Regions from separate parts of the Homo sapiens genome. Here all the other regions are linked to region 2. A link is a contact called in ENCODE Hi-C or POLR2A ChIA-PET data. All regions are on one chromosome and are shown on one strand. Each heading gives the region's core, a stretch centred on a gene start or an enhancer-like site at or near the end of the contact. The rest is flanking DNA. Distances are from core to core; before and after follow the strand shown. Region 1 overlaps ARHGAP35 (Rho GTPase activating protein 35). Region 2 overlaps ZC3H4 (zinc finger CCCH-type containing 4). Region 3 holds the start of ARHGAP35 (Rho GTPase activating protein 35).

Region 1 (3,062 bases), core at 305-2,804, 180 kb after region 2:
TTTCAGCCCTGAAATGTAGCCACTGGTGAGGGAAGGTGGAAGAAGTTCAACTGACACATGGGGCAGAGATTTTTGCCTCTTCCTTGTCAAAGCTCCCCTTGACCCTGTAAAGGCTGTTTCTAAGTTTCTGTAGGGCCTCTTTTTTTTTTTTTTTGGTTAAAGATCTAGCCTGAAAATCCCATTACAAAAACTGCCTAGAACACAGTTTACCTTTCTTGGAAAGATGAAGAACCAAGTTAATCCAGAATACACTCAAATCCCCTGGCTCTTGAAAGTCTCAGTTTTCAACCTGCTTGGAGATTGTTTAGACAAATCTCTAAGTCTTAACTAAAATTCATTTTCAGGTATTATATTAAGCCAAGATAAATAGAAAGTGTTGGAGGTCGTAAAAAAAAAAAAAAAGACAAAATAAACCCACTACCTTCAAGGGTTAACAACTACTAAAACTATACTTATGGCCCTTCATCACTGCATTTGCTAACCCAGCTTTCCATTAACAAAAAATGCCTCATGAAATGGACACCTTGGAGAAAATAAGTGCACCCCAATAAGTGCACAAAGCAGCTTGACTCTTGCTGATTTCCAGGATGACTGATGAAAATGGGCCATCAGTTGTTGTCATTTTCATACTTCCTTTGACAACATGCTGAAGGCTGGGCGCGATGGCTCACGCCTGTAACCCCAGCACTTTGGGAGGCTGAGGCGGGTGGATTGTTTGAGTTTAGGAGTTCAAGACCAGTCTGGCAACATGGCAAAACCCTATCTCTACCAAAAAAAAAAAAAAAAAAATTAGCCAGGTGTGGTGGCATGCGCTTGTAGTCCCAGCTACTTGGGAGGCTGAGGTGGGAGGATCCCTTGAGCCTGGGAGGCGGAGGTTGCAGTGAGCTAAGATCGCGCCAATGCACTCCAGACTGAGTGACAGAACAAGAAGCTGTCTCAAAAGAAAGAAAGAAAAAAAGACAACATGCCCAGTAGATAAATGCTTGAACATTTTTAGCTGGTCCATTATTACTTCTAAAAACCTTACCATAGGAAATCATGCCCTACAATCCATATTAAGCATTTCTCACAGTAACCCAACAGAGCAGCTACTATTATAATCCCCATTTTACAGATGAGAAAACAGGCTTGCAGAGGTCAAGAGACTCGTTCAAGATCACCCGGCTTAGTATGGCCCCAGCTGCCTGCCTCTGAGGCCCACACACGTGGCTTAACCCCAATACTGCACTGCTGCAAAGCCAGAATGGACAAAAACAGCTGCTGCACAGCGTGAGCTTTCTGGAGAAAACAGAAGCTACAACTGCTCTAATCCACTTGCTCTTTTACCAAAGCTCTCCACTGTGAGGGAAACAGTCTCTTATGTACCTAGATGCAAAACTTCATAATATATTTCCCACAATATTTTGTATATGTACCTTATGCTGCTCAAAGTACTATTACAAAACTTGCCTTCTTAGCTTTTATTTGAGACAGGGACTTGCTGTTGCCCAGGTTGGAGTGCAGGTGCAGTGGCGCAATAACCACTCACTGCAGCCTTGACCTCCCGGGCTCCGGTGATACACCTCAGCTGGGACTACAGGTGCACACCATCACGCCTGGCTAATTTTTTGTAGAAACAGGGTTTCACCATGTTGCCTAGGCTGGTCTGAACTCCTGAGTTCAAGTGATCCTCCCACCTAGGCCTCCCAAAGTGCTTGGGATTACAGGTGTGAGCCACTGTGCTGGGCTTCCTTATAGCTTTTTTTTTGAGACGGGGTTTCATTCTTGTCACCGAGGATGGAGTGCAGTGGCGCGATCTTGGCTCACTGAAACCTCTGCTTCCTGGGTTTAAGCGATTCTCCTGCCTCAGCCTCCCGAGTAGCTGGGACTACAGGCATGTGCCACTAAGCCCAGCCAATTACGTATTTTTAGTAGAGATGGGGTTTCACCATGTTGGCCAGGCTGGTCTCAAACTCTTGACCTCAGGAGATCCGCCTGCCTCAGCCTCCCAAAGTGCTGGGATTACAGGCATGAGCCACCGCACCTGGCCTTCCTCACAGATTTTTAAATCCACCCGGGAAGGGTAAGTATTCTCTTCATTTCACAGACAAGGGCATTGGGACCTGGAGACTAAATTATTTGCCCAAAGTCAGAGGATTCAATATGCTCTCTCCTCAATAGGATTACTGATATCACCCAAGCCTCACAGAAGAACAGAATTTCTGCCAGAGTTAACCATAAAGACCATTTCTAATTGATGGGAAATGGTCGCCTTTCAACTTCAGTAACTTGCAATTAAGGATATCATTTTACTTGCCTGAGCATTAAATTGTGAGAAAACACCAACGTGCACTTTTCTTAATTTCCCAAACCATAGAAGGGATAAGATGCTATAAGATTTTGCCCGGCTGGGCGCGGTGGCTCACGCCTGTAATCCCAGCACTTTGGGAGGCCGAGGCGGGTGGATCACGAGGTCAGGAGATCGAAGACTATCCTGGCTAACACGGTGAAACCCCGCCTCTACTAACAATACAAAAAAATTAGCCGGGCGTGGTGGTGAGCGCCTGTAGTCCCAGCTACTCGGGAGGCTGAAGCAGGAGAATGGCGTGAACCCGGGAGGTGGAGCTTGCAGTGAGCCGAGATCGCGCCACTGGACTCCAGCCTGGGTGACAGAGCGAGACTCCGTCTCAAAAAAAAAAAAAAAAGATTTTGCCCTTAAATTTCAGCTTTTTTCCCCCTCATCCAATTGCAAAAATTCATTTCTATTTACACAGAAAGTATACCTTTAAAAAAAAGTTACCAAAAAAATATGAAGCTCACTATTCTGGAAATACTCTTTCAAGGCTTCAGGAAAAGTACCTTTCCTACCAACTAGCAGTATTCACATAAATCCTAAGGGTCTGGCCCTCCTATAAGGATGATGATAAGTTAAATACTATGGGAAGAAAATCAGTCTCAAATTTAAAGGAATTAAAATGCCTGTAGTAAAAATCAGTGAGTAGGTGAAAATCTAGAAAATCTCTCTCTATTATCTCAATCTCAAGGACCATTACAAAACGGCAGAGTAAGACATGACATAGGAG
Region 2 (2,700 bases), core at 157-2,656:
GTGGCTCACGCTTGTAATCTCAGCACTGTGGGAGTCTGAGGCGGGCAGATCACCTGAGGCCAGGTTCTCAAGACCTGCCTGGCCAACATGGCAAAACCTCATTGCTACTAAAAATATAAAAATTAGCTAGTTGTGGTGGCACATGCGTGTAGTCCCAGCTACTTAGGAGGCAGAGGTTGCAGTGAGCTGAGATCACACCACTGCATTCCATCCAGCCTGTGCAACAGAGTGAGACTGTGTCTCAAAAAAAAAAAAAAAATTAGCCAGGTATTGTGGCACATGCCTATGGTCCCAGCTACTCGAGAGGCTGAGGTGGGAGGATCTGTTGAGTCCAGGAGATTGAGGCTGCAGTGAGCCATGATCATGCCACTGCACTCCAGCCTGGGTAACAGAGCAAGACGCCATCTCCAAGAAAGACCACAAAAAACCAAAGATACACAAAGACGAGGCAAGGATTGTATTTTGGTGGAAAAGTCAAACGTTTCTTTGCAACTCTCAGGGCCCCCATTATGCATTAGAGAAAATAGAGGGAAGTTGGGGGTCTCTAAAGGGGAAGGCTCCCTTGGGGGAGGTGTCAGGGCTTCCCCACTAGCCAGGTGACATTTGAAACTCATCCTGGCATCAGTTGTCCTCCCTGAGGAGTCAGGCTGAGGACCTTGGGTTAGGGTTAAATACCCAAACATCAGTCCTGAGTTTCCTGATTCATCTGGGGAGTGAGTGGGTACGGGAACTGGTGCCCTTTCAAATGAAGCTTTCCTGCCTTCTAGTTCACAAGGAGGTTCTAGGAGATTGGCTATTTTTTTTGACAGTGGAAAGGATCAAGGCATCAGCACATCTGCCGGCTTCCAGAGTCCATCTGTCAGTGACTGTCTTGTTAACTGGTGGCAGGGGCACCCCTGTGAGGGGTGCAGGGGAAGCCCCATGCAAGCAGACGTAGGAGAATGTCCATTCCTCGTTGGCAGGGCGCCTGTAGGAAAAGGCAAGTCCCTCCGGGGAGCCTGCTGCCCTAGGGTTTTTTTGTTTTGTTTGTTTTTTGATACAGAGTCTCACTCTGTCACCCAGGCTGGAGTGCAGTGGCACAATCTCGGCTCCCTGCAACCTCTACCTCCTGGGTTCAAGCGTTTGTCCTGCCTCAGCCTCCCGAGTAGCTGGGACTACAGGCGCATGCCGCTGCGCCCAGCTATTTTCAGTAGAGACGGGGTTTCACCATGTTGGCCAGGTTGGTCTCGAACTACTGACCTTGTGATCCGCCCACCTTGGCCTCCCAAATCGCTGGGATTACAAGTGTGAGCCACAGCGCCTGGCATGCCCCAGGGTTATGTAATCAGTACATACCTAGGGTCTGAGCTGTTTGACAGGGGAAGCAGTGGCCAGTCAGGCCTCACGGCTCCTTGGGAGGACTCACTGATCTCTGACTGAGGACTGCCCCCTGCTGGAGGCTCCAGGTTTGTGCTTCAGGCCAGTGCTGCCCACAGGAGCACCACAGAATCACATCATTCATTTAAAATTTTCCAGTAGCCACATTAAAAAAAAAAAAAAAAGTAAAAAGAAACAGGTGAAATTACTTTTTTTTTCTTTTTTGAAGTGGCGTCTGGCCAGGCGCAGTGGCTCACTCCTGTAACCCCCCCACTGTGGGATGCCGAGGCAGACGGATCACCTGAGGTTGGGAATTCAAGACCAGCCTGACCAACATGGAGAAACCCCATCTCTACTAAAAATACAGAATTAGCCAGGCAAGGTGGTGCATACCTGTAATCCCAGCTACTCGAGAGGCTGAGGCAGGAGAATCGCTTGAACCCGGGAGGCGGTGGTTGCGGTGAGCTGAGATCGTGCCATTGCACTCCAGCCTGGGCAACAAGAGCGAGACTCTGTCTCAAAAAAAAAAAAATGGAAATGAAATGGAGTCTTGCTTTGTTGTCCAGGCTGGAGTGCAATGGCGCGATCTCTGCTCACCGCAACCTTCGCCTTCTGGGTTCAAGCGATTCTCCTGCCTCAGCCTCCACAGTAGCTGGGATTACAGGCGCCCACCACCACACCCGGCTAATTTTTGTTTGTTTGTTTTTGAGACGGAGTTTCACTCTTTCGCCCAGGCTGAAGTGCAATGGCACCATCTCGGCTCACTGCAACCTCTGCCTTCCAGGTTCAAGTGATTTCCTGTTTCAGCCTCCTGAGTAGCTGGGATTACAGGTGCCAGCCACCATGCCCAGCTGAGTTTTGTATTTTTAGTAGAGACAGGGTTTCACCCTGTTGGCCAGGCTGGTCTCAAATTCGTGATTAGTTTTGTATTCTTAGTAGAGACAGGGTTTCACCATGTTGGCCAGGCTGGTCTCGAATTCCTGATCCACCCACCTCGACAGGTGATCCACCCGCCCCGGCCTCCCAAAGTGCTGGGGTTACAGGTGTGCACCAATGCGCCTGGCTAATTTTTTGTTTTTTTTGAAACGGAGTCTCGCTCTGTTGCCAGGCTGGAGTGCAGTGGGCGTGGTCTCGGCTCACTGCAACCTCCGCCTCCTGGGTTCAAGCGATTCTCCTGCCTTGGCCTCCCAAAGTGCCGGGATTACAGGTGTGAGCCACCATGCCCGTCCGTGCCTGGCTAATTTTTGTATTTTTAGTAGAGATGAGGTTTTATCATGTTGGCCAGGCTGGTTTCAAACTCCTGACCTGAAATAAGCCACCTACCTCGTGAAATTAATTTTAACA
Region 3 (3,026 bases), core at 18-2,517, 220 kb after region 2:
GATACATCATTTAAGTGAATAGCAGAAATGGGAGACCTGCAGAGTCAGAGAAGGGGGAGGAGGCTGCTTCCCGGGAAGGCAGAGTCAGAAGCAAGCAGGTGAGGGGAGCGCAGCAAGATCTGAGGTCGGGCAAGGGGCAGAGCTGAGAGGCAGAAAGGTCTGGAAGAGAGGAAAGGGTCTGAATGGTAAACGGGAACAAGAGCTGAGAAGGGGAACAGGCAAGCACGGTGCAGCCAAGTCCGAGGGGATCAGGGGAATGAGCTGGGGCACGGAAGGGTCAGAAAGCCAGCCGAGGGGCATCCCGGGGTGCAGCAGGCTCTGCGAGAGGGCAGACAAGAAATGCGGGTAGTAGGGCCCACGAGGGAACGGGATTCAGTCCAAGGGGAAGACCTGGGGCAGCAGTGCCTGGCCGAACAGGGGTCTCAGATGGATCTCCAAAGGGTTGGAACCGCAGGTCCTAAAGGGACAGCTCCCAGGGTGCAACAGATTCTGAGACAGGAATAATAGCACAGAAGGTAGGTCAAAGAAGGGGCCGAGGACAGATCTGAAGGGTGGTGAGAGCAGAATCGAGAAGAGGGAGAAGCGTCACGGATCTCAAAAGTGGGAGCCACAATTAAGAGATGCAGAATGGTCAATGAGGAGAAGATGGGTCCCAGGAGCACTGCAGAGCCCGGGAGGAGCGAAGGGCATTATGGAGGGGTGGAAGGGGGAAGGGGGGCGCAGAATTGGGAACCGGTTGGCTGAAGTCGGGTAGGCTCCGAGGCAGACACCGAGATCCCAACGGGTCGGGGATGGGGGCGGCGGCGGGGACAGCAGGGCTGGGGCGGGCAGGGGCAGGTCCAAAGGGCAGGAGGGCCCCACGGGCCGGGCCGACGCGCGAAGCGACGGGGACGGCGGGGCCCGGGGGGCTGGGGGGGGGGCCGCTCCTCCCCTCCCCCTCCAGCTCCTCCATTGTTCGCGGGCTCCGGGCCCCGCCGTCCCCGCCTCCCCCTGGACCCCGCAGCGGGGCGGCGCCCGGCCTCGCCGCCCGGGGCCCGTGAGCTCGCGCACTCACCAGCTGGGCGCCCTCAGCGCGGCCCCGGCCTCCAAAATCCCGGCAGCAACGACGGGGGCCCCGGCGCCATGTTCCCCTGCTCCTAGTCCAGCGGCGGCTGAGGCGGCGGCGGCGGCTCCGGCGGCGGGGGGCCGGGCGGACCCTCCCTCGCGGGTTCCCTCCTCCGCCTCCTCCACCTCCTCCTGCCGCCGCGCCGCGGCTCTCCCTCGGGGCGGGGGGCGGGGAGGGGAAGGGGGGAGGGGCGGCAACCAGGGGGAGGGCGGACCAGCCTCGCTCACTCCCTCCCTCCCTCCCTCCCTCGCAATGGCGGCAGCGGCGGCACCTCCTTCCTGCGACGGCCGCTCCCGCGCGCGCGCCCCCTCGCTACTGCGCGTGCGCGGCGCGTGGACCGTTGCAGGGGTATAACGGCCCCTGGGCGCGCGCCGCGAAGGGACAACCAGCGAGGCAGTGGGAAGAGGTCAGAGCGCGTGCGCACCCGAGGGGCTTACTGCCACAGCCGCTGCCTGAGGTTAGGAACGGCCGCGGACGGTGCAGTGCGCGTGCGCCCCCGAAAATGCCGCTATTGCGGCGGCCGCCGTCGCGACTGAGCGCGAGGCGACTTGCAAACGAGCAGAGGGAGCGGGATGGGCGAGCGCGCGTGCGCGGGGGGCTGCCAGCCGGCGCAGCTGCTGGCGCAGGGCGGAGGGAGTGGTCCGCAGGAGCTGCGCGCGCGTCTCAAGCAGCCGATCTACTGCCTCGCGCTGGCTCCTGGAGAAAGCCGAAGGAGAGAGGCATGGCCCGGTTTTGGGGGTGGGGGGCGAAGGGCGCGATCCCGCTCGCGCGGGACCTGACCAGCCAATGGGAAGCAATGGGAGGTGGGTTTGCCGCGCGAGCCGCAGCCGCCGGGATAACGGAGGAGGCCAGAAGGAGCGACGTAACGTGGGGCGGTGGGGCGGGGCTGAGAAGGAGGGAGCGCACCAGAGAGGGAGTTGATTGGAGGATATGAGGAGGCGTGGCCCGCCTCAGCCCAATCCGAGCCCCGCAATTCGTCGTCCCGGAAGAAGAGGCGGGGCTGGAGAGCGCGTGCTCTTTCTCCTGGCTGTGAAGAAAATCTGCAGCCAACGCGCGCGTCCATGCAACTTGTTTTTGGTTCTGTGAACGACTGATCCCCAGGAGAGGGAAGACGGCCTGGTCCTGTGTGCAGCCCAAGCCTGTCACTTAGCATTGTGCAAATGGCTACAAATCGAATGTCAATTAGGGCGCCTGAAGGGAAAAGAGTAGTGATGGGAGAGGGCACCGCTGTAACCCTTGACTCCTCTGAACTGAGGAGGTGTTCCTCTGGGACTCCTCCGGAAGTACAGATCGTGGAAGATGAGCTTCCCGGGCGCCGAGCCAATATTTGTGGAATGCATGAAGAAAGGCTGTTTCCTATTACATTTGGCATTTCTGCCATCAGTCTCTTCATCTATAAAATGGGATAATAATCGTACCTCTCTCGTAGGGCTGCTGTGAAAATTAAATAGATTATATTTTGCAAAGCTCTTGAAATCATGCATTGCATACATAGTAAGCGCTCTGTAAGCGTTGATAAATAAAATTACAGGGGCTTGTTTATTCCATTAATAAAGATTTTTATATTAAAGGATGTTTCCATTGACTTTTTTTTTTTTTTTAATGTAGCACTTTTAGGGCCAGGCGCGGTGGCTCATGCCTGTAATCCCAGCACTTTGGGAGGCCGAGGCGGGCGGATCACTTGCGGTCAGGAGTTCGAGACCAGCCTGGCCAACATGAAACCCCGTCTCTACTAAAAATACAAAAATGAGGTGGGCGTCGTGACGGGCGCCTGTAATCCCAGCTACTCGGGAGGCTGAGGCAGGAGAATCGCTTGAACTCGGGAAGCGGAGGTTGCAGTGAGCAGAGATAGCACTGGACTCCAGCCTGGGCAGCAGAGGGAAACTCCGTCTCAAAAAAAAAAAAAAAAAGGCACTTTTAA

What was found. A loop is a pair of places that touch in the nucleus more often than their neighbours do. ChIA-PET counts read pairs that join two places held with the same protein, here RNA polymerase II (POLR2A). Pooled maps may share reads with other maps.
Region 1: POLR2A ChIA-PET joins it to region 2 with 15 read pairs in BJ. The contact joins two enhancer-like sites. POLR2A ChIA-PET finds 5 or more read pairs at or near these places in 4 of 52 experiments (BJ, GM12878, HCT116 and 1 more).
Region 3: a loop to region 2 is called in a pooled map, with 2.7 times the contacts of the local background. The contact joins the promoter of ARHGAP35 here to the enhancer-like site in region 2. A Hi-C loop is called at or near these places in 1 of 168 maps with a recorded cell type or tissue (mammary epithelial cell) and 7 of 50 pooled maps. POLR2A ChIA-PET finds 5 or more read pairs at or near these places in 3 of 52 experiments (WTC11, activated T-cell and naive thymus-derived CD8-positive, alpha-beta T cell).

Annotation. Positions count from the first base shown.
Region 1 is chr19:46,894,788-46,897,849 of GRCh38, reverse strand. The region is part of intron 1 of ARHGAP35 (Rho GTPase activating protein 35); the gene reads right to left. Among named protein-coding and RNA genes, the nearest start is that of ARHGAP35, 35 kb to the right of the region's middle. Within about 2 kb of position 1,554, at least 2 of the 41 ENCODE cell types and tissues checked have a DNase peak (open chromatin) inside an H3K27ac peak, as active enhancers do.
Region 2 is chr19:47,078,222-47,080,921 of GRCh38, reverse strand. The region is part of intron 11 of ZC3H4 (zinc finger CCCH-type containing 4); the gene reads left to right. Among named protein-coding and RNA genes, the nearest start is that of TMEM160, 31 kb to the right of the region's middle. Within about 2 kb of position 1,406, at least 8 of the 41 ENCODE cell types and tissues checked have a DNase peak (open chromatin) inside an H3K27ac peak, as active enhancers do.
Region 3 is chr19:46,859,238-46,862,263 of GRCh38, reverse strand. It overlaps ARHGAP35 (Rho GTPase activating protein 35), which reads right to left and starts at 1,267. Exons shown (of 7, transcript NM_004491.5): 1 at 1,055-1,267. It overlaps LOC124904791 (translation initiation factor IF-2-like), which reads left to right. Exons shown (of 4, transcript XM_047439803.1): 3 at 944-1,207; 4 at 1,368-2,675. The coding sequence ends at 2,039. RefSeq lists a silencer at 959-1,498.